Regions from separate parts of the Mus musculus genome. Here regions 1, 3, 4, 5, 6 and 7 are each linked to region 2. Evidence: chromatin loops called from intact Hi-C (ENCODE). Cell type or tissue: heart. All regions are shown on one strand. Region 1 overlaps Galnt7 (polypeptide N-acetylgalactosaminyltransferase 7). Region 2 has its middle 130 kb from the start of Fbxo8. Region 3 holds the start of Gm34030 (a long non-coding RNA gene). Region 4 overlaps Hdnr (Hand2 downstream lncRNA). Region 5 overlaps Hand2os1 (Hand2, opposite strand 1). Region 6 overlaps Hdnr (Hand2 downstream lncRNA). Region 7 overlaps Gm33501 (a long non-coding RNA gene).

The links. Hi-C counts contacts between places; a loop is a spot of excess contacts. Peaks named below come from ENCODE experiments on the same cell type or tissue, not always from the same donor. Only the 100,000 strongest peaks of a DNase experiment are listed, where the experiment ranks them.
Region 1: a loop joins it to region 2, with 6 times the contacts of the local background. A loop is called at or near these places in 5 of 42 quality-filtered maps.
Region 3: it touches region 2 in a loop (5-fold over the local background); 8 of 42 quality-filtered maps call a loop at or near these places.
Region 4: a loop joins it to region 2, with 6 times the contacts of the local background. A loop is called at or near these places in 3 of 42 quality-filtered maps.
Region 5: it touches region 2 in a loop (6-fold over the local background); 2 of 42 quality-filtered maps call a loop at or near these places.
Region 6: a loop joins it to region 2, with 7 times the contacts of the local background. A loop is called at or near these places in 7 of 42 quality-filtered maps.
Region 7: a loop joins it to region 2, with 5 times the contacts of the local background. A loop is called at or near these places in 2 of 42 quality-filtered maps.

The regions. Positions count from the first base shown.
Region 1 is chr8:57,528,931-57,532,930 of GRCm38, forward strand. Galnt7 (polypeptide N-acetylgalactosaminyltransferase 7) reads right to left here. Exons shown (of 12, transcript NM_144731.4): 10 at 3,698-3,796; 11 at 2,672-2,800. Among named protein-coding and RNA genes, the nearest start is that of Gm51574, 9.3 kb to the right of the region's middle. In heart, CTCF peaks have their summits at 2,279 (motif pointing left) and 3,486 (motif pointing right); DNase peaks (open chromatin) are centred at 1,971 and 2,231; H3K4me3 peaks cover 505 bases; H3K27ac peaks cover 575 bases.
Region 2 is chr8:56,680,907-56,684,906 of GRCm38, forward strand. No RefSeq gene overlaps it. Among named protein-coding and RNA genes, the nearest start is that of Fbxo8, 130 kb to the left of the region's middle. In heart, a CTCF peak has its summit at 1,793 (motif pointing right); no DNase peak of the experiment used is centred here.
Region 3 is chr8:57,331,478-57,335,477 of GRCm38, forward strand. It overlaps Gm34030 (a long non-coding RNA gene), which reads right to left and starts at 3,663. Exons shown (of 4, transcript XR_378998.4): 1 at 2,911-3,663; 2 at 1,280-1,371; 3 at 1,024-1,077; 4 at 214-553. It overlaps Hdnr (Hand2 downstream lncRNA), which reads left to right and starts at 958. Exons shown (of 3, transcript NR_131041.1): 1 at 958-1,156. RefSeq lists an enhancer at 1,651-3,414. In heart, a CTCF peak has its summit at 2,053 (motif pointing left); DNase peaks (open chromatin) are centred at 454, 904, 1,664, 2,484 and 2 weaker places; H3K4me3 peaks cover 4,000 bases; H3K27ac peaks cover 4,000 bases.
Region 4 is chr8:57,351,340-57,355,339 of GRCm38, forward strand. It overlaps Hdnr (Hand2 downstream lncRNA), which reads left to right. Exons shown (of 3, transcript NR_131041.1): 3 at 2,600-3,241. Among named protein-coding and RNA genes, the nearest start is that of Gm34030, 18 kb to the left of the region's middle. In heart, a CTCF peak has its summit at 2,425; a DNase peak (open chromatin) is centred at 2,462; H3K4me3 peaks cover 2,074 bases; H3K27ac peaks cover 1,674 bases.
Region 5 is chr8:57,312,297-57,316,296 of GRCm38, forward strand. It overlaps Hand2os1 (Hand2, opposite strand 1), which reads right to left. Exons shown (of 6, transcript NR_154048.1): 3 at 2,219-2,318. Among named protein-coding and RNA genes, the nearest start is that of Hand2os1, 6.6 kb to the right of the region's middle. In heart, a CTCF peak has its summit at 2,140; DNase peaks (open chromatin) are centred at 395, 535 and 2,135; H3K4me3 peaks cover 3,804 bases; H3K27ac peaks cover 4,000 bases.
Region 6 is chr8:57,338,994-57,342,993 of GRCm38, forward strand. All of the region lies in intron 1 of Hdnr (Hand2 downstream lncRNA), which reads left to right. Among named protein-coding and RNA genes, the nearest start is that of Gm34030, 5.9 kb to the left of the region's middle. In heart, CTCF peaks have their summits at 1,971 and 2,943; a DNase peak (open chromatin) is centred at 2,008; H3K4me3 peaks cover 2,380 bases; H3K27ac peaks cover 2,994 bases.
Region 7 is chr8:56,882,457-56,886,456 of GRCm38, forward strand. The region is part of intron 1 of Gm33501 (a long non-coding RNA gene); the gene reads right to left. Among named protein-coding and RNA genes, the nearest start is that of Gm33501, 4.3 kb to the right of the region's middle. In heart, a CTCF peak has its summit at 1,928 (motif pointing right); no DNase peak of the experiment used is centred here; H3K27ac peaks cover 1,712 bases.

The DNA of each region.
Region 1 (4,000 bases), 850 kb after region 2:
CCAGAAATACTCTTAATAACAACCTACATGAGAGCTATTTGGGAAGAGTGTTGGTTATCTTTTTACTGTTAAGGGTCTCAATTTTGTTGCATAGGCTGCCTTCAAATACACAGCCTTCCTACCTTGGCCTCACGAGTTTTGAGATTCCAGGCTAGCACAACAGTACTGAGTGAGTTTCAATTACCCTTAAGATTTAAGGGGGAATGCTGAAGCCAGGAAATCTGTAGACTCGGCTCATAATGATCTTCTCAGCAACCCGTATGTCACAATCCCTTTCCTAACAGCATCCACTGTTTCCTATGGCGACTGCACAGAATGTCAGCTCACATTAGGGACAACCTGAGTGCGGTCCTCAGATTCTCCTGAGACTCTTAATGCTGGATTTCTGCTCATCTAGTTTTTCTCTCTGAAAACTGACCAGAAACAATCACCTACGTTCTTCTCTTTTTCCCTCCCTTAAAACATTTTTGCTTATTTTTAACTGCATCTTTTTTTCATCTATACATTATAGAACAGCATGTTTTAGATAGCTTCCACACCCTCATACTCTGTCACTGGGGAGATGAACAAATGTGTAGTGTCTTAAATACCTAAAACATGTAGATTCTAGTTTTTAATTTTTTTTTTTTAATTTGGGGGTTGGTACTGAGGATTAAATTACTATGTGGTACCTCTGAGTTCTATCCCCAGCCAATATCCATTCGTGTGGTCTTCCTATGTAGTATCTTACTTACGGTTCCCCGTCCCTCTGCTCCTCCCAGTTCCTCCCACCTCCTCTCACATCCAAATCCGATCCCTGTCTGTCTCTCATTAGAAAACAGCCAGGCTTCGAAGGGGTGGTAATAAAGTAAGATAAAACAAGAACCAACACACCAGGGGCTGGAGAGATGGCTCAATGGTTAAGAGCACTGACTGCTCTTCCAAAGGTCCTGAGTTCAAATCCCATCAACCACACGGTGGCTCACAACCATCTGTAATGAGATCTGATGCCCTCTTCTGGTGTGTCTGAAGACAGCTACAGTGTACTTACATATAATAATATATATATATATATATATATATATGAACCAACACTGGACCAAACAAGCAAACAGAAGGAAACCCAAGAAATCACAAGAGTCAGCGACCCAGGGTCCCAGTATGTAGTCCAGGCTGGCCTTGAACTCACATTCCTGCTTCAGCCTCCAGAAAGCCACTCATGACTGCTACTCTTTTCTACTTTAAAAGTTGCTCTTCTCACAGGTCTCTACCAGTGGTTCCTCTTCATTTTCTTTTGTGAAAATAAACACTATCAACCTGTCAGGATTCTCTAATATCTTTTCCAACTCGTTATTAAAATTTGTTTTCGGATCTTGAGAGCTAACTCAGCAGGTTAAGACGCTTGTTTCAAAGCCTCTTGACCCAGGTTCGATCCCTGAGACCCACATAAAGGTGGATGAGAGAACAGGTTGCTCAAAGTTGTCCTCTGACCTCAGGACATGCGTGCATGGCACAGGGCCGGAGTGTCTCTCTCCTCACGCATGTCACACACAGGACACAAACAGTGACAGTGCATAAAAATAAAACTCGGCAATTGACGTGCTCAGAATGCACGAGATGGCGCCTGGGAATATTTTCTAAGGAAGGAACAATGCCTTCAGAGCGGGAGTGGGAGAGCAAACATTACATGATTAGAATGGAGGCCTTCTTCCGAGCCTTTCAGTTTGCAAGGCTTGGCTAATGTTTGAGTTCATAACAAGACAAACTGACTGGTTCTGTCCCAACGGACACCTTGAAGATTATACATTCCGGGTGTGCAAACGAGTGGTCGCTGACTCCTGTGCCTCCCTTTGGTCTCTTTCTTCTGTTTGCTTGTTTTGTCCTGTTCTGATATGTTAGTTCCTGTTTTGTTTTATTATGATTCCTTAGCAGCCCGTCTGTTTTCTTATGAGAGACAGAAAGGAAGCAGATTTGGACGGGAGGCGAGGTGGGAGGAACTGGGAGGAGCAGAGGGAGGGGAAACCATAATCAGGATATGTTATGTGAGGGGGAAAAAATCTATGAGAAAATTCAATCAAAGGAAAAAAATTATACATTAATCCATTAACATGGTCAATCTTGCCAGAAAGCTTTAAACCTGCACAGCCCTAACAGAAAAGCAGCTCCAAGGGCTGCAGGGTCGTGTGAATAAATCTGACCTTTAAAACAACCAACCCCTATTCCAGTCAGCAGAAGGTGAAGAAACAGGAAGGCTCAGCGGCCATTTCTTATTTGCCTGTCTCTACCGCCACCTGCTGGACAGCAAGAGGCAAGAACTTTCTTCTTTAATGGTCTAAGTTTGTTGCTTGTCCTTGACTCATTCACATTTTTAACATTGGATTTAGATCTGAAAACGGCGCTGGTAGCGGCCTCCTGGAACACCAGCATTCGCGAGTTTCTGAGACTGGCACTGACTCTTCATGCCTATCACGGTGGTCTCGCTGCATGATGTCCCTGCTCCAGGGAACACAAGGGATACCTCATTATAGCTCAGTGATTCACCCAAGCAAGCAGGTGTAAATAACTCACGCTGGAAGTCCAAGTCACACATGTGAACACTTGGTCTGCAGATTTATCCATCTAAATTCTACTGGCTACTTGTTCCTGACAACGCGACAGCATAGGCAATCCCGGGAGCTGGACGACGGCATACCTTGAAGTACTGCCATTCCTTAAATTCATTTAGGTTACAGTGTGTGATCATGACTTTGGATCCATCAGGCCCCTTTGTCAAACACTGGTCGTACTGCATGAGCTGGTTTGCTTCATTGATTCGGAAAAGCTATTGAACAAACAAAATGGAGATGTCTTTCTCGCCAACACATGTTTTATGAAAAGGATGAAATATAACTCCTATAATTAACCTGAATAACTTATTCTATAATTTTTGTCCATGTTGGAGACCTCTAGTCTGCAGACAAGAACTACTGTCATTCTGAGATTAGTGAAGACTTCTATCAATATAAGAATTACACTCTTAATTCTTTAAGCCTCTAATACACAGAATGGGTAATTAACACATTTATCATTACCAACAACAAAAAAAAATTTAAAAGCTAGAAGCAAGCCTAATAGTTTTTTCACAACTGAAATTAGACATATGAAAATCCCTACATTAGGAAGCAAGAGAATATGTGTAAAATAATATTTGTGTAAAATACCTACCGGTACCGGAAGTAAACCAATTTCACTTAGTAAACCCCATTTGCAAACCTTTAGGGGTTAGGCTTACTCAGTCATCATTAGTATACGTTCCCATGTTCCCACAAGAACATACTTTTATCACTTGTGTGCAGACATTTCTACATTTCCCTATTTAAGTGAAATATTTTAGCTTTACTGAACATTTTTTATTAAGTCAAAATTAATAAATTAAAAACCAAACAAAGGGCTAGAGAGATGATGGCTCAGAGGCTAAGAGCACTGACTGCTCTTCTTTAGGTCCTGAGTTCAATTCCCAGCAACCACATGGTGGCGCACAACCATCTATAAGGAAGTCTTGGCACCCTTTTCTGGCATGCAGGCATATATGCAGGCATAACAAATGGATGGGTAGATGGATCTTAAAAACAAAACAAACAAGCAAACCAAAACCCAAACCCAAACTAAACTCGTCTGTCTGTGACCAGTGAGTCTGGTGGATCTCAGTGCTGACCAGCCCTGAAGGAAGGGGACTCACCTGGTTCCCACCCATCCTGTGGCAGGGTCCTAGCTCCACGAAGCCTCCATTCGTCTTCCCCATGCTATCAATACAGTATGCAGTTTCGAGGCCTCGGATCTAAAGGATGAAGAGAACCAACACACAGGAAACAGTATGGTTTGTAACAAGCCAGCACCCGAGTGTGAGACTTCCAAGTTCAATGTACTGTCACGGAGTTCAGGGCTGTTGTGGTGCCGGGCTGTAACTAGTATCACCAACCTGTAGGTCTGTTTTAGCATCCATGTGACTGAGAGGCACAGAGAGGCGAGCTCTGTAAGTACA
Region 2 (4,000 bases):
AAGGCTCCTAATCTTGTGGTGTATCTTACAGAAGAGGTGCCAAGAGGCAGTCTGTCCTCATCTATGAAGATTTAAAAGTATTCACACGCATGTGCCTCTTGCTGCTATCACACAGAACTTGTTTCATTATGAAAAGTCAAAATTAAACAGAGTAGCCATGACTGTGATGGGGAACCTCACATGCAGATAAGTCGTTCAGTGTGGACAGTTTGCCAAAGTCAAATTGTGAAGTTGATTCTTAGAGGAGAGGTGGTTATCACCTCGATGAGCCTTTTCAGTCTGCCCCATATTAGATAAAAGAAGGGTGAGATAGTTCAACTCGACTTTTAGGGGAACATTGGAGAATGGCACTTCTGGGCCAACTGCTAACATCCATTTATAAAGAAGGTGACTTTGACCGTCCTACTGTAGACCAGTAAAACACCACGTTACATCACTCCTGAGAGTTGTAATCTGCATTACTGCATTATGCTCTTGACTTGGATAGTAAGTGACTACTAAAGTGTCTGTTGAATCAGACTATCACACCACTGAGCTGTATTTCCAGAAACATTCACTGGGATCTTTTCATGGTGCTGCTAGAACTACTTAAATATGGTTTCTTATATCCGTAAGTTGTTGAGCCTTTACGCTGCTGGGAAGAAAACTGAGTTGTTTTTACAATGGCATACAAACTATTAAATTTCAAAAATTATATTCTAATAATTTATATATTGTTATATCTAAAAAATAACAAAATGCTATTTGGCAGCTATGAACAGTTCCCAGTGAATAAAGTGCATGCTGTATAGACACAGAGCACTGGGATTGATGCTCAGAGCGCATGCTAACAAGTCAATGCTAGGCATCGTGCCTCATGCTTATATTAAGACTCTTTTCAAAAAGAAATAAAAAAGAGGTAGAAGCCACCTGAAGAATGACCACTTACATTGATTTTCGACTCACACACACACATGAATGCACTTACATACAGAATGTGTACACTAAAGTGCGTGCACACAAACACTCACACACACACGAGAGAGAGAGAGAGAGAGAGAGAGAGAGAGAGAGAGAGAGAGAGAGAGAGAGAGAGAATGCACAGTTGCCATAAACTTTTGTCTTTGTTATGTGATTTTAAAAACTATCTGTGCCCAGGGGCACCCCACCCTCTCAGAGAAGAAGGGGAAGAGGGACCCTGCCCTGTGAGGAGGGACGGGGAAGTGGGGCCAGCAATCAGAATTTTAGATGAATAAATATTAAATTAATTAATGGTGCAAAATTATCTTCACATAACTACTGGTTCATAAAGAAATAGTGGGTTGCTTTTAAAGAACTAAGAAATTATTTGATTGAAAAGTGTCATAATTACTTTTTAAAATATTTTTATTAGGTGTTTTCCTCATTTACACTTCCAATACTATCCCAAAAGTCCCCCATACCCTCCCCTCCACTCCCCTACCCACCCACTCCCACTTTTTGGCCCTGGCGTTCCCCTGTACTGGGGCATATAAAGTTTGCAAGTCCAATGGGCCTCTCTTTGCAGTGATGGCCGACTAGGCCATCTTTTGATACATATGCAGCTAGAGTCAAGAGCTCTGGGGTACTGGATAGTTCATAATGTTGTTCCACCTATAGGGTTGCAGATCCCTTTAGTTCCTTGGGTACTTTCTCTAGCTCCCCCATTGGGGGCCCTGTGATCCATCCCATAGCTGACTGTGAGCATCGACTTTCATAATTACTTTTTTCATTCAAAGAATCTGTTCCAGATTATAGGACTGTTTCCATGTTCAGAAATCAGTCCATTATAAAGTTAGACGCTAGGTGGCAATAGAAATCCCCTAACTGTCCATGCTCTTGTCTTTGCCCGGTACCTTCACACTAAAATAGTTTATTTCTGATTGACTTCATTAGTTTCAGGGAGAAATTAGAAGCAGGAAGTGATATTTCCATTGCATGTCTCTCAGTATGATTGCATTTTTCCTTTTAAAGAATTGCCTTTAAATGAAACAAAACATTTCATCTATTTGTCACAAGATTTAGAAAATAACTTTAGTGCACATATATGTACTTGGAATATGTTTATTCCATTATGAACAGATATTGACATGTATGGTCATAAATACTAATAAATGAGTCTTCATTTTATCATACATACAAAGTTGAAATGCATGCTTTGACATAACATCTGAATGTGATACATTAAATTTGTAAGATGTCATCATGCGGTGGTTTGGTTGTGCTTTAGTGCTACACTTCTAATAATGTGAAGACTTTTCTTGAAGAAGTGAATTAGTAGTAAGTTGTTTTCAACAAACATACTTTTCTTAAAATCTAACAACTGAGAAGAAGGGAAATAGTCAAGGAATAAATATAAATTTAATGTAACAGTGCTTGCTAAAAGTATTTACCCAACTTTTGTTGGAATGTGTTCAAATTGTTACAAAAATGACTTTAAGGAGAAAAGGACAATAAATATTACATGTTTGGCTGCCTGTTCTCTTTCAATAATATTAATATTAACTTTGAGTCACACACAAAAGATTGACCACCAATTTGTTTTTGGGGATGAGTTTAAAGAGCTAAATGTGATATATGGGTGTCTATGTGCTTTAAGCTACTAGTTGCAAATATGCTGTAATTCATTAGTTAATTAATATTTCCCCCTACATCACTTGAAGTTAGATGAGTTGGAAGGAGAGTTCCTGGTGAAATGATAACATATTTTTTGGCCAAAAATAACAATAGGTCTTAGAAGTCACTTTCCTAATTATTTACTGCCATTATTTACTGCCAATATTAATTGATCAGCCTTGAGACTAATATTCAAAATATTGTGTTCTTATTTCATCATGGTGAAAACTCATTTCAGATTAAAAAGTCTAAAGACCCACTTAAATGTATAATTCTGTATATTCTGTAATGCTTGATTGAATGTTGAATTTAAAAACGAACCCACAAGCTATTGAGGAAGGACTGTGATTGATAGTGTGATGATTTTGAAGCAAGGTGTTCTTATTCAAGGGACAGACAGAACTAAGGAGTTATGGCCACTGTAGGAAAGTTTCAAATATGTCATCCAAAACAGCTTGCTTGTCTCCCTCTCTCTACTCTCTCTCTAATATATCTCAGAGAAGACTAAGAGGGAGGGAAGGAAGGAAGGAGGGAGGGAGGGGAAAGAGAGAGAGAGAGAGAGAGAGAGAAAGAGAGAGAGAGAGAGAGAGAGAGATGATAAATGAAGCAAGATATTTAAAAATGGATACCCTTAAGGTATGTTGGTTTTAGTTGTGTAATCTGCTTATATGTTTGGCATTTTTCAAATTAAAAATCTAGGAGAAAAAAGTCAATCATCTTATCTCTTGAAATACACTACCGAAAACAAACCTTTGCTACTCTTTCTTACTTGCTTGAAAGAATCTACCACTTTCTCTAGATGTTCTTTCGTTCGATTATTCCCTTAATGTATTTACTTGGTTTCTTAGGAGTGCTGACTTTGGTTTCATGGGTAAGAATTATACTTGTTTCTTGAATGGATTGTAGTCATGCACAAGGAAAGATTCTTCTATTTTACAAACATTGCCAGCCACTTCTACTATGACCCCAGCTAGGCTGAGCCGAACAATCTTCCAGGCTGAGTCATTCACTCTCACGGCAAATCGAAACTATGATTCTTTCTAAGCCAAAGCAGGGTTTCAGGCTCCACGAAGCATGTTGTTTTTTTGAGTTGTCAGCTAAAGCATTTGCTCATAGTGTGCATCTTTGTAAGAACTTCAGCATCAATAAACAATTTAAAGTGAATTTACTTTAGAAACATGGAACATCGATGTCGTGTCTTTTAGGACGTCAAAGAAATAGCAGACACCACTAAGTTTGTCACATCTATCTGAAGCAAACAAATGTCATTTGCTATTTGGTTTGTCACATGAGTCAATAGAAGAAGGCAACACACAGTAAAAGAGAATACTTATGATATGAGTGTCTTGAAAAGGGGGAAATTGTATTTATTTGTTGCATTAGCATA
Region 3 (4,000 bases), 650 kb after region 2:
TTGGGAAGGGAAACTAATGCGGTTTTAATGGGGGGTGGAGATGGTCAGACCGCCTGACCATCGCCTTCCCTTGAAAATCTGGTTTTCATATTCTCGCTCAGTAATCACCCAAAGCCATAACTGTCTCTGAAATTATTCATTAAAGTCATTTTCAGGGATTCTCACAGGATGACTCTTACGTTTATGATCTGAGAGCAATGACATCAGCCTCTGTCTTTTTTCCGCTTTTAATTAATGCTCTGGAAAGACAGGGTTGGGGGAGGTTGTGAGCCTGGGGAGGGGGCGGGAGGGGTGGAACTCTTAGGCCTCTCTGCTTTGGCGCGGTCAGCTGAGCGCCGGCGCGCAGACATCCTTTGATTAAGGAGGGTATTTCGAGGAGTGCAGGCTGTGCAGAAGATCACGGCTGTGCCCTGTGGTGCTGTCAGCAGTGACAGATCCCAGATGGGGCCCGCTACTGTATGGCAGATTGAGTTTCTCAACAGAAAACTCACCCTTCCTCCTAAACGTCTTCAAAAACCTTCTCCGGATACTCCATTCATCCAGGTCGTGTCGTCTGAAATAGAAACAGTCCAATCCCAAAGTTGGTTTTGTGTGCGTGTGTGTATGCTGGGTTTATCTCCACCACCATCCCCTCCCTTCCTCTTCTCTCTGCACTGTCTCTCCTTTGTGCATCTTGGACTCCTGAAGGCCACTCAGAGCATAGATGCGGTGAGTGGGGGGGCGGGGGGGAGTGTCCCTGTTTACCAGGCTCAGGGCACCAAGTGGTGGAACCAGCACTGAGGTCCCCCCACATGCACCCGGAAAGCAAGGCAATCCTGTGGGTAGAGAGATGCGGGCTAAGGCAGTGGGTCGCTAGGGGAATTCAAGGTGGACCCAATGAGTCACACACTCTGGAGAGGAAAAGCTGGGGGCGGGGAGGGCGGGAGATAAAGGAAGAAACTGAAGGCGCCTTGTCTCGACTCCAGCCAGCTTAGTTCTTTGGAGAAGCAGTGTGGAGTCCTAAAAAAGGAGGCTGAGTCTTACCGTTGAGGTCGGTGCCGGTAGAGAATGGGAGGGAGTCTGCAGGAGCCAAGCACCCTAAAGAAGAGGAAGAGAGCACGTTGCTGAGATTTGAACAGCGACCTGAGAGGTCAGACTGGACCCAGGCCTCCTCAAGGTGAGAGGGGACGACGGGTGGAAGCCCAAGTTTCTACACAATACTCCCCCAGCAAATCGTATTGTAGAAATAGGAACTTATTGCAAACTGTTCTTTAAAAGTAGTTTCAGAAATGTTCCAAACCTTTGCTCTGCAGAAGCAACGGAGATGGAGATTCTTCCCTTTTCCCGGCCCTTCGGTCCTTCTCCGGAAGAGCTACTCTGGCCAGCTCTGGGCTAGGGGCAGTGGCCGAAGAGAAGGGGAAAGTAAGGTTGAGAGCACTGGATTCGAGCCCAGCAGAGAGCGGTTTCTAGGCCCCACCCACCCTCCCCCCAAGGTTTTCTTAAAAGTGAATCTTGGCGTGGTTTTTGCAGACCAAACATCAGAAACCCGGGAGAGGAATCTAGAGAGTGCATTTTGTTCTGTTTTGCTTTAATAATAAGTAGTGTGCCTTGTTAAACACCCTATTACCCCCGCCCCCTTCTCCCACAACCTCTCTGGAGAAGAGTCTTTCCGGAGCGCCTAGAAACCTAAAAATAACACGCCACGCTGAAGGTCCGGAGAAGCCACCGGCCACCTCTACAGAGTGGGGATGCTGCCCGTGAAAGGTCATCACTTTCTTCACCCCGACAACCTGACAACAAAGCCCAAGCAGTTGATCCTTTCCTTCCTTTGAGCCCAGGATCCAAGCCCGAAATAGATGGGGAGGCCCCAACCCTACAGCCATGAGGAAAAAGTGGTTCCTCGGTGACCACCGTGGCCACCGTGGCCACCGTGACTATCTTTCGAGTTAGAGCCTTTGGTCAAGTCTAGATGTCACACTTTAAATGCCTTCCAATGTTCCCCTTCTCGAGTCTAATTTTTGCAAAGAAATGAGATGGGACCATCAGACTCTGCCTATGTTGCTGCCATCTGGTGTGCGAGCAGTCTCCAGCTTGTGCTCCAGCTTGTGCTGAGAAGCACGGCTGCAGTACCTTAGGGGTAAACCTATGATGCCAACCCCACTCACCTCCGCCAATGTAAGTTCTTCCTCCCCTCCCCTGACAATTCCAGCCTCGATTATCGGGTTAAAAAAAATCGAAAAAACTCTTTATATAAAAACAAAACACGCTGAATTTCAAAACGACCGCTCACCTCCTCTACAAGACAGCTTTTGTTTTCTTTGGCCGTGGTGGATGAAAGGAGTTTATTTTGATTTTGTTTTCTTGTACCCACATGTCTTGTAAAAAGGTTCCTGTGCACGGGCCTGCCTCCCCCACCCCATGACCGCGGGGGCCTTGCTTCCAGACTTCGGTCCCCACCACTTGGGTTTTAAGCCCTCGCCTGGAGCCGAGGTGTAATTGTGACCCGCCCTAGCTCCGATCCTCCCGGGGATGTGGTTGGCCTGGCCAGACTGAGGCCGGGACCTCCCAAGTGGCGGCCTAGGCTCTCGAGAGCTTCGAAGTCCGTGCCTCGCAGCCTCCTCCCCCTTTCTTTCCTCTGCGGACCTTGCTAGCTTTTTCTCTTGGCTCTGTACTTTGCTCACCTCCCAGCTCAGAAAGGGTAAATCTTTTCTCTCTTTCTGTTTGCTTTATTTTTGTTTCTTTCCCCTGTCAGGCATCTTATTAGGGCTCGCTTAGTCGCCTTCTCATTGAAACCCCAGGTCCAGAGAAGCTAACAACCTTGATGGAAATCTGGGGCAAAGAACTGGGAGCCTCTAGCCGGCCCCCTCCGCGCCGCGGCGCAGTCGGATCCCGGAGCGCTTCTGCATAGCGTCAGCGCGCCGGGTAATTTACCTTTCCTGCGCGTCTGTCAATATGACTAATTTCCACCCGGGTCAAAAAGCCTTTCTCCGGCAGTCCATCTTGGAGCGCTCTCTTAACGCGGTAGACGGGGGTGGTTGTTTTGTTTCCACCCTAGAAATAAATACTCTTGGGGCGTCTCTGCCCGGGCAACCCTGAGAGGAGCAGGCGAATATACACCATGTCAATTAAAAGCAGTTTGCCTTGAACTACGAACTGTGATTGGGTTTCAACGACAGCGACTTGCTGGCCTTTTTAATACACATTACCTAACTCGTCCTTGATTCCAACGCTTTCTTTAGAAACATATTTTTTTTCCCAAGAAGAAAGTAATTATTGCTCCAATTCTTCTCCATTGGGTGCAATTCCCTAGTGAAACAGGGTCACAATTCAGGGTGTGTTTTAAACATCGGATATGATTGCTAATCTGACCTAGACTATATATCATCCAGGCGATGTTTTACAATAATTTTTAAACTGCTACCGACCTCTAACTGCGAACCCGTGCTGTGGAGGCCTCCAATGGAAGGCTGGATGATTCTCCAGTGACAGACTCAGGCTTCTACAGGCTGAAACAAAGGAATGGGAGACAAGGACACTCATAGTTGGGGACACCCACTTAGGTCCCTTCAGCTCTGAAATATTTTACTTCACTGATACAGGTGTAACTGGGACTGAAAAGTCTTCAACAGTAAGAACACAACTAATAAAATTTAACAATTTAACAAACTTGAACACACACACACACACACACACACACACACACACACACACGACTTGGGGAATTTCAGGAGAACCTGAAAACTAGGAAGGGAGGCCTCTGCCAGGAGAGGTGGCACACCCTGCACCAGGATGCTACCTAGTTGCTACCTAGTGCTCAAACTACAAGCATTCCTTAACCATCACACCTGTCTCTGGTGATATCTCTCTCTCTCTCTCTCTCTCTCTCTCTCTCTCTTTCTCTCTCTCTCTCTCTCTGTCTCACACACACACACACACACACACACACACACACCTTTCCCTCTCTCATCTGCTGGAGCATTTATAGCCTAATGAAAGTATATCCTTTAGGAAAAAGACTGTC
Region 4 (4,000 bases), 670 kb after region 2:
TTCTCCTCCTCCTCCTCCTCCTCCTCCTCCTCCTCCTCCTTCTCCTTCTTTCTTCTTCTTCTTCCACCTCCTCCTCCTTCTTCCTCTTCCTCTTCTCCTTCTTCCTCCTTTTTCTTCTCCCTCTCTCTGTTTCATTTTGAGACAGTGTTTCACTGTATAAATCAGGCTGACTTGGAACTCACAGATATCCTCTCCCTCCTGGAGTACTGGATTAAGGATGTGTGCTAGAATTCTATTTCTTTAAACTAACTCTGCTTGTAATTTGAGACCTTTGAACAAAGTAATGGGTTCCCTAGTGAGAAGTACAGTAGCAAATCTGTTTGGTTTTTTTTTTTTTTTTTTAATACTGAAGTCTAAGGTAAGATAGATGAAAATCATTAGTCAAGTCAAATAAGGAGGGAAATTAAGTAAAACACCATTCATATAGTATTCAACTGACCCTTCTCAACACACAGTCAACTCCCAAATTACCCACTGGGGTGGGTAGCAATCAGAGGAGCTAACAAGGTTGACTCACCATAAGGATGATGTTATAAAGCTCCCTTGCTTGTGTTGGGGGACTATCTTCCCTTAGAGCATGGTTTAAGGAACTGTCTTCCAGCTTCCTCTTTCCTACTCACCTTGTCCTCATTGGCCTTTACTAAGCAGGATTGATGGTGCTTGGCTGAAATCCAAACTGACTCAAGGAACAGTTGGGATGTATAGAGGACCAGGTACCTTCCCTGCTCTGAAGTTCTTTTCCTTTAGTCACCCATGTGGATGACTTGGGAGCTGAAAGGACCCTAAGCAGGACCAGGTTTCAGGGAATCGCTTCATCAGAGAGCAGAAACGAAATGGGAATGAGTTGCCCAATCTCAAGAGCCATTGCCAGATGTTGTCCTAGAATGACAGATATTAAAAGCCCAGCTATTAGGAGGGCAGACTACTTGCTTACACTGGCCATAGAGGAACTTACTGGCAAAAGGATGAGAGCAAAACTCAGTATCACTTAGCTTTGCTTGGTTCCTCTGGCCTCTGAGTACATCTTGCCTTTCTCTGGTATCTCTTGCCTCTGTGTGCATTTGCCTTTCATACTTCCCTCCTGCATCAGACTTTATTCTGTTACAAGATTCAGCCCGCCTCTCCTCAAAATCCTATGATAAGACTCAGGGGTGTGTCATTTTTCAAGGAAAGTTTCTTGAGGGTAGTAGAATATATCTTTTTTCTTTATTTAGTGCCAGATACTGAATAGGTATCCATCAAATGCTTGCTGGATATGGTGACACTCAGTGTTAAGTAACTTTAGTTTACCATCGACATTTGAAGGAAGAGATTTTTCTGAGCACTGTTTTTCCTGTGTGTAAAGTGTGTGTGAGACTGACAACAGCCCCTAATATTGTGAGCAATAAATGAAAGCTGAATGCAGAAGTCTTTGTTAACTGATTAACGATGTATGGGTGATATTATGATGACTGCAGATGCACATTTCCCTTGTGTGTGTACATCATCAGACCTGCATATTATTTACACGTGCACGTGTGTGGGGTGTGTGTGTGTGTGTGTGTGTGTGTGTGTGTGTGTTATTTCTAGCACTGTACATTGGGTTGGAAAAAACAACTTCCAACGGTTTTCTCTAAGTTCTACCATTTTAAAAGGAAGCAGGCCAAAAAAAAAAAAAAAAAAAAAAAAGCACACAATAATAACTCTTTTTCTCCTTTTCTTGGTGGTAAGGGTTGACGCCAGGGTCCGGGGCCCTAGATAAAGGTGTCTCTACCATTTTAGCCATAGTTCTGTGAAACTGTTCAATCCACCTGCTTAAAACACAAACTGCTAATTCACGAGCCACTAGACGGTTACCATAAAGATCAGTTACCATTTCTCTATGACTTATTAAACCTTCTTGCTATAATAGTATCGTCGAAGGGGAGGGATCTAGCTTTTCATTTAAATTCCTCATTAGTCTCTTGGAGCAATTAAAGAAAACATTATTCCCTTTACATGCGTGAATTAATAAGGTACCAGGTTGTCCGGTAGAGCGGGGGATTCCTTTAGCCTGATTCCTTGCCACAATGGCAAGTGAGTGGTAAGTAGCCATGGAGATCCTAACCTCGGGATGCCCTTTTTTCTGTCCCCTCTTGGCTCCGCAGAATGGTGTAGAAGTTCTGTGCTCTGTGGCGCTTTACTGACTATAATGCTTTAAGTACCACAGTTAGCTCTGTGGGTGGGTGGGGGTTGAGGGCTGAGGAGGTAGCTCTCCAGCAGCCTGACGTTCCTCGTGCACCGGTCGGGGTCGTTGGATTAAGGGGTCGGTCTGCCAGAGCCGACTTTGTGGGGAGGAGAGAATGAAGAGCGCCCCAGCTGATCCTTGGTCTCCTGGTGGCACTGGGAAGGAGCCAGCCTGCCCTTTACCGCCTCCTCTACCTCCCGCCTTGTGTTCTTCTTTAAAAAGCCAGATGGCGCCATCTCTCAAGTCGTTCAGTAGCGGAGGGCTCCAGGGCTGGCTGGCTTAGAGAGAGCTAGGGGGCGGGTGGACCCTCACGGCTGGGGCGGGAGCTTTCTGCCCGCCTCTGCAGACACCAGTTGGCTTTTCTCTTTTTTCTTCTCCCACACCCCTCGCAAGATGCCGACAAGCCCAAAGGAAAGCGGAGTGTCCTGTGTGCCACATGGAACTCGGGGAAAGGAAATGATTAAAGCCGTGAGGTTTCCTGGCTCTTCGTGGTGTTTACGGTGGGTTTTGATTTGGGAAGAGAGCAGGAGAGGTTATGGCCGGTTGCCATCTGCCAGCGTCCTCAATCTGCCTGGGCTACAGATGACATAGGGGCGGGTGGGCACGTGCGCTCTGTGTGCACATTCCGAGTGTGTGCAGGAGCGTGTCTCGGAGTGTCTTGTGTGGTGGCCTACCTGGCAATACATGCATGGTTAAAAAGAAGAGATCTTCCAGCTTCAAGAGGAGGGGTTTCAGGTTCTTTCAGACATCTGAGGGGCTGCATCTTTCTAAAGTGCACACGTTTCTTTTTCAAACACTATTTAAAAATTTTTGTAATGTTTCCAGTCTTTGCATACTGTAAATGGACAGGAATAGGACAGAAACCCCATCATTAAACACTTACATTGATTTAAATCAAATTCCACTAAGTGAAAATGCTTGTTGAAATTTGGAAAATATTTTTTAATGTAATAATGACATTTGGACATTGCAACTATAGACAATAATCATCAAATCTGAAATTAAGATAAATTTAATAAAAGTGATTTTTAAATGCATTGGAATGTTGTGGGAATAGAGTTGGCGTATGGTCTATAGCTATCTTAGGATTTTAATTTAAATGACAGAAAGACATACACCAACACATAAAGTACTCAGCAACATTAATAAGGACATGTGTTGTTGATTTTTTTAAAAAAAATAATGCTGGTCATATGTTTATATTGCAATGTACACTTTGGAGCAATGTCTTTCTTCCTTTCTTTCTTTTTTAGAGCAGTGGTTTTTAAACCACGGGTTGTCAACTATTTGTTCATCTTGAAACCAATACTGTGGGGGAGAAATAGCTGGTGTCAGAAAGTTTGCAAAAGATCCTGGTGTCTTAACAGCTGCTGGTAGAATGGCTGAGGGCCATAGTGAGTACTTCAGAGGCTTGGTGACTGATGCGAGGGTGAAGACTCTTCCACTGCTTTTACAGCCCCTCTGCTCTGGTGCTGAGAAGCAGGTACTATTCCCATTGCTCAAACCCCAAGGCGCTGATTAAAACACATCTAACACTTTTCTAGGAGTTGCCCTTCTAGACTTGACCTTGGGAATGGCAGCCATCTCCCTGTTGAGAGCATTCCAGATGCTGAGGTTGCCTAGCTGAGCTAACACTCAACTTGGGTGTGGCCTCTGTGTCTCCCTCTTACCCTGCAAATGTATGAAGCAAATGGCTTGAGATTTCTGTACCATTCTGTCAGTCAGGAGGAAAGGAGAGTCCCATATCTTGGTCAAGAGGAACCTGCCCACAAACTCCATTTTAGGTTTCCTAGT
Region 5 (4,000 bases), 630 kb after region 2:
TCCAGCAACCGCTAACACTTACTGGAGAAAATGTTACTGAAGAGGACAGGAGAGAGGGGAAGAGAAGCAGGGGACAGAAAGGAAGCTGAAGAAACAACACTGGTGTCCATATGTGGAATCTGCATTTTACAAATGTTGCATATACCTTGGTGGCTCGGCCAGGAAACTGGAAAGCCAGTGTCTAACTCCACGCTGAGAGCCCTTTGCACAGGGGTTTGGGCTAGGGCTCCGCCAGCTCCTAGCGACCAGGTCACTTTAGTGCGCCCCCCTCCCCACTTTCACCCGCTCCCCACCCCCACCCCTCGCTCCTCTCCAGCAGTGGCCCTGCGGTCGCTTCCACCAATGGCTCTGGGTTCAGAGTGAGCGGGCGGCAGCACATTTGCCCTGGTGGCACCACAGGCACCAGCCAAGCCCGTAATTTCAAAGCAAACAAGGCTGAAATGTTGGATTCGCCTCCATCCTGACAAGATCTACGCTTTTGCCGCCAATTTGTTTTTGCAGCTCTAGTTCAGGGCACTTGATTGAGGAAATGTCGAAAATAGCGGCGAGGGTTTTCCCTAATGAGACCGGGGGTGTTGGGGGAAGCGGTGGCCTTCCCTCAGCACCCGGGGCTCCGAGGTGAGCAGTTAACCCCTTCATGCCCGCATCGGGCGAAAAGGTCTTGGAGGAAGATATCAACCCCTGGTTAGTTCCCAGCGGAGGATCTGTCCTGACCGGAACGTGGTGGACTTGCTTCCTCCAGTCCACTCCACAGAAGGGCATGGGAATGGAATGAGAATTTGGCCGGAATAAAAGGGGAGAGATCCAGCATTCATCCCAGGGCCTGGACCACTGGTCGGTGTCGGTACACGAGTAACAGTTCCCACAACCCCACCCCCACCTCGATTCCCCTGCGTGGGAGTCGTTGCAGCACTCTGAGCATCGCTGCCCCACCACCGGAAGGCCTCACTCGGACCGCTGACTCCCAAGCAGCTATCTCCGGAGGTGAATTTAAAATAAAAGCAACTAAATATTAAAAAAGGAAAAGAAAAGAAAAGAAAAGAAAAGAAAAGAAAAGAAAAGAAAAGAAAAGAAAAGGAAAGAAGAGGAAAGAAAAGGAAGGGAAAGGAAAGGAAAGGAAAGGAAAGGAAAGGAAAGGAAAGAAAAGAAAAGAAAAGAAAAGAAAAGAAAAGAAAAGAAAAGAAGAAATGAAGAGGCAGGAGGAAAAGATGTAAATAATTATTGAGCGCAGCTTGGTATCAGGCAACACTCTCCCTTGATCCTTTTAATCTAGCTCACATCCCTCTTTCATTTCCACCACTGTTTGAATAAAGAGAGAAACTAAGGCACCCAGAGCACTGACCTCGGTGTTGAGGCGGCCCTGGCTACCTCTTGAGTTTGGTGTATTTAGGATGGGTACAAGATAAGCCAGGTCAGAGTTGGTCCTGCCGCCTGCAAGCCAGATTGATTGGGAAGACACTTTCCCAGTGCCCGCAAAGGCTTGAGGTTGAAGGTCTGTTCCTTTCTAAATGACTTCCAAGTCGCTCACCAGCTTTAATGGCCTTCAAAATAGAGTAAAACAACACAACCTGATTGCAATTAGAACACCCGGATTTCTCTAAATCGCCTTTCCACCAGCTTTGAGGGCATCTTTTTGTGCGGAAGCATTAGTTGTGTTGTTAGAGGACACAGACGCGTAAAGTGAAAGATCTGCACCCTGAGAACTACAAACTACATCTGCGTGGTTTCACCAGAAAGTTCAGAGAATGGAAGGCTTGATATGGGTGCAAGGGGGGAAGCTAACCAGAAGGCCTCTTATGAGGTGGAAACACTCAGGAAAGACCTAGAGGCAACAGTGAAGTGTAGGTTCTTCTCTAGCTTGGGAAGGTAAGCCTTTTTTGTCAAAGAGGTTGTCAAATCAAAAGGTGCCAGACCCACATTTGGCGACAATGTGGGAGTCTGGTTATCACCAACATTCATTTCACAGCTCCACTTCTATCTTGGAGAATGGCAGGTTGATCTAGTCTTGAGCCAAAATTCCAACCAGGTTTAAGATCGAAAGCCCGAGGTTTGGAAATGATCAAAGTTGGTCGTCTGTGACTAGCTTTGGAACTTGTATCAAAGGGAATTTTCAAGAGCAGAGACAGTAAAACGGCACTAGGGGCGCTCTCACCAGAGACCTTGACTGCATGAGCCCTACACCTTTGCTCTTTTCCCTGGGGTCTAATCTGACATATACCTTGGCCAATCCGAAGTTCTTTCTGAAGTCACACTCTCCTGTAGACGGGAAGAGAAGACCCCCAGGAGGTGACGAATTGCTCGAGAATGAACTGTGCCTTCTGTCGGCAAAAGAAAAAAAAAAAAAAAAAAGCATCAGTCCCACGGATTTAGTGAAGTCTCCAAATGTATTCGAAATGGAATTCTCCTTTTCCTGTATGCAAACATTTGCCTCCTTTGAAGTTGGATGCTTTGCAAGAAAAATGCGGTTCCACTTTTTTAGTCCTAGGGTTTGGGGCCTGTGTTGACTTAAATGAGCACTCTCACACAAGTATTAAAAAGAAAAGCATTCTCTTTTGGAAAATAGAACAAAGTAGCGCTTCTCCAATCAGAGTGCAGATACATAATCTGTAACAACAAATTTGCCTCCTAGTGCTGCGCATTTCCAGCAAGCATCCTGCCTTCTCTATTTACATTATAACTTTGCTGCCTGCAATTATTTTTATTTTAATTTTCTGTCACTTTAACAGAAACCAGATCCTTTTCTTTTAATGTTTTGTACACAGCATGTTCAATTTGATAAGATGTTCTTTCCTATCCTCTTTTAGCTAGCCTTTCCTTGTTTAGAGTTCTGTATCAGAAGTTTCTAATATTTCTCCCTCTTTTTTTTTTTTTTTTGAGAATTTGTCCCTGTCTTGCTTTATTTGTTTGTGTGAAATTTAGTTTGAAAGGAGATCAGAGAGAGCAGGAGGGGTTTGTAATAAGAGAATGACCGAATGACCCAAAGGCTGATTATCTATCATTAACTGGAGACTTGGTGTACCCAAATTACCAGGAAGACCTCAGTCTGCCGGATCCTTACCCAGCCAGAAAGGCAACCGTGGAATGCACACTCTGAAAAAGACTCATGACATTGCAAGTGAGGACGGTGCTTGAACATATTTTCTTAAAGGAATGCTCCTTCCAAACTCAGCTCCAGTTGAAGGGATAAATTACTAGATCATAATATGTTATGTACAGGTAAAAATCTGTATCCCAGTGCTAACTTTACCAATGTTTTTTGCAACTAGCTTTCTCATATTGTTTCATTAGAACCAAAATTGCAGTTAATTGTCTAAACTCCAGAGAATATTGAGAAATCAAGACAAGCTGCTTTTGATCTGCTAAACCCAGGCCTTGTAAAAATCGAAGTTTGCCATTAATATTGACAATAAAAGTGTTTCTTTTTGTTAACCTGAAACCTAACCTATCCTGGCTCAAGTCCCTTGTCTCTAAGCAAAGACTGTAGAAGAATGCAGGAAAGGCTTGGAGTGAACTGTCAGAGGTTAAAAAAAAAAAAAAATCCATCTATGCCGTGCAGCAAATAAAGTCACGTTGGGGAGTCTTCCAAGGAGTACCCTCAACATGGCAGTTAGAACTGGGAAGGAAAGGGGCTCCAGTCACAAGTCAGTCCTTCAGTCCCACAAATGATGCCTCAGAAGCTCCACGTGTTAAGCAGCCATTTCATTCCTACTTATCCTCAATCCCAGACTGCATGGCATGCTTGCTTAAATCCACTGCTAGCTAGTTCCAAAGAGTATAAATACAAAATCATAGCCATGTTCTCGTCTGAATTCTAAATGACTTGTTTACAGCTTGGAAGAAATAATTCTCTTTATAATTAACTTTTATTTGTATTATTGCGGGGTTTTTTTAATTGCTTATTTTTAAGTTCTGTGAGTGAAAGCCAGGGTCTACCTCTCAAATGCACATCCAGCACTGAAATATTTCTGTGTGTGCAATTCTTTGTGTATGTTTTATAAAT
Region 6 (4,000 bases), 660 kb after region 2:
TCCAACTGATGCCTTGGTGGGACCAAAGGGCATTTGGTGGTGAAAGGGACCCCAAACCTTCTGCCCCCTGAAGCCCCAAAGCTGTTCATCAGACTAGATGCCAAAGAACCATGTCACTCTAATTAACGTGTATGTTGGCCAGCATCTTGGCCAGTTTTATGAGGTTTCACTGGCAGGGTCAGAGGGTCTGATGCTAGTCTTCTCATGAGGATTAAGGATTCTAATGAATCATGTGACTGTGACTAGACCTGGATGACAGCTGTCCTTAGGAGACTTACTTACCCACCCCCACCCTCAGGCTTTACACCCTGGAGGTCTCTCTTTCTAGTCCCAGAAGGGAGGTCTGGTCTTTAAGGACCAACCAAAGAGGATGCTCTCCAAATTTGTTCTCTTCTGCATCTTGGCACAGACTGTTACAAATGTTATATATACACAAAAGTATATTGTACATTTCTGAACACCTGCACTTCTGTGCATATATACATATAGACTACAGAAGAAAAGAATTAAATTCAGCGGTAGGTGTGGACTTGCAGATTTCATCTGGTCTAGCCACATCTATCCATATGATAGGTTTGAAGATGGTCCTAGTTCTAGACCATCAAGTCTCATTAATTAGTGGAGATGAGAGTGGTGGGTTCCTCTTCCTTCTGTGGGTAGTTATTTCCAGGGAACTCTTGTTTATTAAAGATAAATAAAAAGGATGTTTCAACAGGAACTGTTTTAAGGGGGAGGCAGAACAGAGAATTAGGTGGGAAGATGGAAATGCAGTAGGGGTCAGATGACTGAGCATCCCTATCTCCACCATTTCCTGAACTCTTTATTCTCTTCCAAGACAGCTGCTGGAGCCTGTTGCTTTTTCACACCACAGATACTTCATGCTGCCTAATATTCTACCGAGCCAGCCTAGGGGACTTGGATCTGTCTCGCCTGGGGCTAAGAGAATAGTTTCTCTAAGAAGAAAACAGTTCTAATTCAAAGATGCTGGATCTGGCTTCCTTTAAAGCCTGAAGTCGCTGAAGTGGCCATAGAACTATGGGGTCCAGAGGACTGCCAGTCTCAGCCAGCCTTTAGGCTGGAGAGAGGCTGTGGGCCTGCTTGGGGACTAAAATGGATGAATAAGAAACCTGTAAGAAATGTAAACAGATGGAATGGCAAGGAGGAGAGCGCTGGAGATTGTTCAGGTGTGAGCTGAGGTTTCTGAGTTTGTACTGGGGATGCCTTTGCACACAGTGAGGTGCCCCCTCCCTAAGTGGCTCTTGTTTTGCACAAACAGCCCCACCCTGCGCACACACTGTGGGTCTCAGTAGGGACTGAGGGTGTAGGTGCTCAGGTTTTGGGGGTGGTGGTGAAGGGGCACTCAGAATCAACAAGACAGGGCGGGGAAAATCAAAATCAACCAAGGAACCAGCCTTCCATTTCTGAAAAGCCGCGCTCTGGCCCCCGTGCTTCAGTTCTGAAATACGAATAAATGGAGTCAGATCCCGTACTACACTCCGGGGACAGAGTTTTAATGTAAACGTAAAATATGCTTGTAATAATCACTTGTGGGCCCTGAAGCGCCACTAGAATGAATCTCTGTTTAATTATAGGGCATGAGAGGAGTATTACCAGCTAATTAAACCCCATCCTATTTGTAATTCCCCCTCTGCTGCTACCGACTTTTAAATGCGAAATTGCTCTTTCTTTTTAATGTTCTTACATATGAAATTTTAAAAACACGAATGAACTGAAGCGAGAAACAGGGTGAAAGGGGGCGGGGCAGAAAGGAAGAAAGAAGGAAAAGAGCCCCAGGCCCTGGTCCAGAGTCAAATGGGCATCCAAAAGAACACAGGCCTGGCCTTCAGCCGGGGGCTGCGAGAAGCAGCTTCCTCTGGATTCTACTGGGTTTCTACTTCCGCTCTTTTCCAGGAGGAATTCCACCCGGCTCTGGGGCGTGCGTCCGACAAGCCCCTAGGGGGAGAAAGGAGAAGGGTGAAGGCCGGGCTAGTAGTCGCTGCCCGCTGGGCAGCATCTGGAGGCCCGTGCGGGATGCAGGCGAGGGGGATGGAGCGGCGCCGCTGGAGGAAGTGAGTTCACCCCAGAGGGAAGGGGAGGAAGGAGCCTGGGCCGTGCGCGTGAGTATGGGGGAAAGAAGTTGCGAGCTCCGGTCCTGAGGCCTCGGCTCTCCCAGGAGGCCGGTTTGCCGGGGACGCGGTTGCTGAGGCCTTTGGTCCTTCGTGCTCCCTGAGAGCGGGAGCACAAGGTGTGACTTTGGAGCTTCAGGCCTCGGGATGGAAGTTGGAGGTCAGCAAAGCACAGTCGGTTTCTGGCCTACCCAAGCGAGCGAGCGTTCGTTTCTGAGTCTGATTCTGATTCTCCTTGCGCATTCCCTATCACGCCCTCGCTGTTTTTCTCCTATAGCTTCGGTTTGTTGATCGTTAGAACGTGGAGTTATTTGCACTAGAAAGCCAATGACTTTTGAATAGTGACTGAATACTTGTTAAGATAGAATAACATGCTGTGGGAGCCGTTGTCAAACCTGGTGCTAGCTGTACCATCTGCAAGCACCTGTATCATGGCCTGGGTGCTGCGATGCAGCCTGATGAAGTCCTGTGCTTCTAAGAAGGACTTCAAACTGGTGGGGAAAGAAGCCAGCTGGGAGAACAACAGCGCCTGTCTCTTCCCTCACTTCCTCAACTGAATGTGGAGGAGTTGTCTCCAGGCTCTTGCTCACATGGTTGTCTGGACAGAGGCAGGGATGCCCAGGGATGCGAAACGGTTGAGAATAATCTCGCACTGCATCTATGTGCTCTTCTGCACGGGGGTGGGGGTGGGGTGGGGAGGAAGGGGTTGTGTCTTTATTTCCCCATCCCCCAAGTCGGGGGTGGGGTGGGAGGAAATCGCACCTCTCAAGGTTTGTTGAGAAGGTGAGAGGTCTGGCTCCCTCTATTGCCTGAGGTAGGACTTGCTGAGGCCCAAGGTAGGAAAACCAGAACCCCTCTAAGTGTATTGGAGGTAGAGATATTATTGTCAGAATTTGGGGGAGCCTTTGTCTACAGGGCACTGCCTAGGCAGCTAGGTTTGAGTGCTCTAGATCTAGGGTTGAAACTTTTTCATCAGTTTAGTGTCTTGGCCTTCCACTCGGCTTTCAACTCCACCTCTTGAGGAAGCCCCCACATACTTTTTCTCGGGCCCTTGCTGGGTTGACAGGCTTTTTAACAGGATAAAATATTGTTTTCATCTTTTATATACATTCACGCATAAGATGCAGTTGAGGAGTACAGGAAGCAGGGCTTTGCTTCCAGCTGTCACATGGGTCCCCATCTGCCACTAGAGTGCTCAGAGTGCTCACCTCTCTTCCTTTCTCTCCCCTTCCACCCCCACCCCCACCCCCACCCCCACCGCCACCGCCACCCCCACCGCCGCCTTTCCTCTGCCTTCCTGTTCACAACTCCTGGAGCACCACAAAGGGGCTTAGGGATTCTGGTCCCTTCAGGCTAACCAGAGCCCCCCCACCCCCGCCTGCTTGGAAACGCTCCATTTTCCCACAGTATTTCACGTCCATATTACTTTTCACACCCTGTTAGGCAATAATGGCACGGAACCTGCTAAATACTCCCATGCACCAAGCCAGGCCCCCCACAGCACGCCAGATCCCGAGAAGCGTTCTTGCAGCCTTGAAGACTGTTGCTTTCTTCTCTCCTCCTCAGACTGACCACCCTGCCCCTGCTTAATAAAGTGCTGGGCACACAGGTCTAGTGAAAGTCTTTTTTAAAGGGGGGGGGGTAGGAATGCTTAGCCATTGAAAGACAGGGCTCGGGGACAGGTGTGGCTTCTCTTACAAGCTGACATCAGATTGGTGACTTGAAATAATGACAACGCTTGCTTTGGCATGAGCAAAGCCCTGGATTCTCTCCCCAACAGCAATAAATACAGAAATAAACAAAGAGGGCCATTTCCTTGTTCAGGGCATGGAACCTAAACCTCGTTAGTAACAGCTTGTGGACACCCTTTCTCT
Region 7 (4,000 bases), 200 kb after region 2:
GGAAACAGGAAAACTCTCTAGTACTATACAGCTTTCCTCAAAAGTAAACAATAGGTATATATTTTATGAATATAAATTTTAATTTGCTAGTAGTATTCCTAAGGAATAAGTATTGTGAACATCATGAAGGTATGTGAGAGACAGGCTTCAGTTAACTTTGCTGTATAACTGGAGGTTATGATCAGTGCAGACACAGCTAAAAGAATAACTGGCCTTTGGTGAGCCAAGCCCCCGCACAGGAAAGAACATTCTATGATCAGTGTCTGATCTCATTTCAGAGCACCAGGCACTGCAGATTACCGGAGAGATGGTTTATTTTTTTTCCCACAAGTCCTATTGTCAGAACTTAAAACACAAACTGAATTATTAGAACATCACAGCAAAATCCAGTCACTGTATATTTTGGAAGAAAAAAATACAACAGAGATAGAAAATATAGCTGGGGGTGCTCTTATATCTTGTGACATATGATATATTGATTGATTTAGATTCCCACTTTAAGATACAATAATGGGCCACAATTATAGCCCTGAAAGTTATATTTGAGGAATTTATGATTTTACTCTTCTTTGGATTGTGAAAGGCACACACGGATTACTATGTCACTGTGTGAATACACACCACTGCCACCAGCATCCCACCCTACCCTGGACATTCAGTGTCCTGGCCTGTAGTATTGCAAATACCTGCAAGCAGTGAGCATTCAGACACACACACAGCAAAGGCAGTCTGTCTGCGAATATCTGGCATACCATCAACAAAATGTGCAAATATGTAAATACACCATTTAGTGTTTAACTGACACTTCTTAGTGTTTATTTACCATAGTCTGCAGTTGCATAAGAAAAGACTAAAATTTCTGTCTGAAATCCAAAAGGGTTTTGGTGTGGGTTCAGCTAAGAATGGCGTGGATTTCCATCTTGGTTCCATTTTAATGATTGTGTGTGTGTGTGTGTGTGTGTGTGTGTGTGTTTCCCAAAAGCTCTAAAACGGGAAACATTTCTGGGAAGCAAAGTATTTGGCCAGGAGAATTTGTCTTTCCCTGTCACAATCTTTAGCTACCATTCAGCTAAATGTTGTTTGGAATAATATGGCCCTAATGCCCCTATCTCCTGCTGAATTGCTCAGACGGGTAGGAGATTAGAGTGAAAAGAGGTGCCGGTATTATCTATGCGAGTGCGCCAGGGTCATGCTACACTAACAAGACCGCCCCAGCCCGGGTGACAGAACCCAGCTGCTGGTCCGCAGGCCCTTCATGTCAGAGGGTTCCACTTACTGTGGGGCCAGTCTGCAGAGAGCCTGGATTCTAAGTAGGTCTCTTCCAGCTCTAAGTGAGACACTGACTTCATCATTTTTTGCCCCCTCACCCCAACCCTCCTCTCCCGCTTTTTTTTTTTAAGGAAGGGCTTACGTGTAAAATCACTTACCTGTTTAACCTATGAACTTAAAGAAAACTTGGATCCCCACTTAAAATACCTAAACTCGGGTTTGCCTTCGCTCCATCCTCCCAGTAACTGTACTAATAAGTCGTTTATCACAAAGACAAAACACCGGGTTTCATTTTATGTTGTCCTTACAGTACACAGGCCCTCAACCATGAGGTTTGGTGAGATGAGGTTTTAGCTCAGGGTTCATTTGTTTTATATCTGTCTTGTACGAAGCGATGCCCTGTGCACAGAGAACACGGTGTGCCTATATTAAAGAATTGTCTTGTTTTTTTTTTTCTCTCTCTCTCTCTATTTTTTAAAGGAAGTAAGTCTTCCTTTGAGTGTTGCTTAATAGATATGTATATTTATATTCGTATATATGATGTAAATAAAGACTTTAGCATAGGATTTGGTGAGTGGCTTTCTTTCCTTTCCCTGCCTGTTTCTGGAGTGAAGGGTTTTAGGTTAGTAACACACAAAACCTGGTAGAGTTGTTTAGCCAGTAGAGGGAGATAGAGCTATCCAGCAGCTTTACTGGGTACTCTTTTTTTTTTTTTTTTTTTAGTGTGACTGTTTCTTAAATGCTCCACCAATAAGAACACTTTGTACATATCTTTTCCTACAAGAGTGAAGCTTTAAATGAAAACTATCCATACCTCTAAGGAGAATCAGTCAAGAGAAGATTATAAGAGTAGCCTTAGGAAAAGAGAATCATTGGAAAGAGAAAGAACTTTTTAAATTATCCTCCTCTTCCCATTGGACACGCAGACTTTGTGTGCCCCGGTACAGGGGAACACCAGGGCCAAAGGGGGGGAGTGGGTGGGTAGGGAAGTGGGGGTGGGTGGGTAAGGGGGACTTTTGGTATAGCATTGGAAATGTAAATGAGCTAAATACCTAATAAAAATGGAAAAAAAAATTATCCTCCTCTAACTACCACAACTTAGAAAGACTACTAAATAAACTTGCATTTACTTAGTGGCAAAATAGTTAAGGAAACACTCTTCAGAGATAAGCTCAAGGAGACCTCAAAGCTTGATCCTGCCTTACACTTCTGGTGTATCAGTGATCTCAATGTGTTAATGGGTGGCATAGATTTCGTCAGTTCATTGAAAGCGTTTGCACAGGCAAGCTTAAAAACAGAAACAAAAAGCATTTCAGGTTCCATAGGGTTTTTTTTTTTTTTTCATTTATCAACGCTTGAAATTTTAGTTAAGTGATTCCAAAACAGAGTCTCCATTTTATATGATGCTTTTAAGTTCTCAAAGTATTTTTATAAGCACTATCTCATTTTAAAGCAGTCTGCTGTTCTTTAGGCTATAGTCATCTCAGCTAGCATTTTAGAACTTAATGAAATTGTGTTACTAACCCTTCCATGACGAGTATAAAATGTGTCGAGGTGGAAACTTTGCCGAGAGCTACTAAATTATTCTTTCAACACCCAGAAACCTTTTGCACTTTTATTTCAACAGAATGAAGTTCTATTGAGTTTCTGTGAAATTAAATGCTGTTATGAATTTGTTGTGGCCACTACTGCTGGGGATTTTGTAGAAATAACTAGATTTGTGGGTGTGCCCAGATGTGTCCATCATAGAATAAGACTTTTGAAATGACACTTTTGAAAAAATTGATGAATATGATAAAAATGTTTTGTTATTAAAAAATTATATTGTGGTATTTTTAAATATACCCAACAGTGGATAAATATTTTTATTGGTTATTTTCTTTATTTACATATCAAATGTTATCCCCTTTCCTGGTCCCCCCTCCCAGAAGCTCCCTATCCTATGCTCCCTCCCCCTGCTTCTGTGAGGGTGTTCCCACTCCTGCCTCCCTGCTCTTGAATTCCCCTACACTGGGGCATCGAGCCTTCACAAGACCAAGGGCCTCTCTTCCCATTGATGTCCAGCAAGGCCATTCTCTGCTACATGTGTCTGTAGCCATGGGTCCCTCCATGTATACTCTTTGGTTGGTGGTTTAGTCCCTGGGAGCTCGGGGGGGTGGGGAAGTACTGTTTAATTGATATTGTTCTTCCTTTGGGGTTACAAAACCCTTCAGCTCTTTCAGTCCTTTCTCTACCTCCTGCATTGGGGTAGAGAAAGTCCTACCTCAGTCCGACGGTTGGCAGTGAGCATCTGCCTCTGTATTTGTCAGACTCAGTGGAAGAGAGCTGGACCCGACCTGAAGTCAGTCCCCAAGTCCCTATAGGGCTAGCACTCATAGTATCAGAAGGTGTTATACAAATTGCCAATGGAGAAAAGCAGCCAACTTTATCCATCTGTAAAGTTTAGGAGGCACAGCAATGACTTATTCTGCATGATAAGCCCCGTGGGGCTATAGAGACCCATACATCTGGTGGAAACAACTGTCTAATTAGACTTAGCTAATCAATAGGAGGGAATTCACACCTGGTACTGGAAAACCTAAGCTGGAGAAGTCATAGACCCTACAGGAGAACCCACTACTGCCATTCTCCTAAACCAACATCGGTTTTGGTTTTGGTTTTGGTTTTGTTTTTTGTTTTTTGTTTTTTTTTGTTTGTTTGTTTTTTGTTTTTTTTTTTTTTTTTTTTTTTT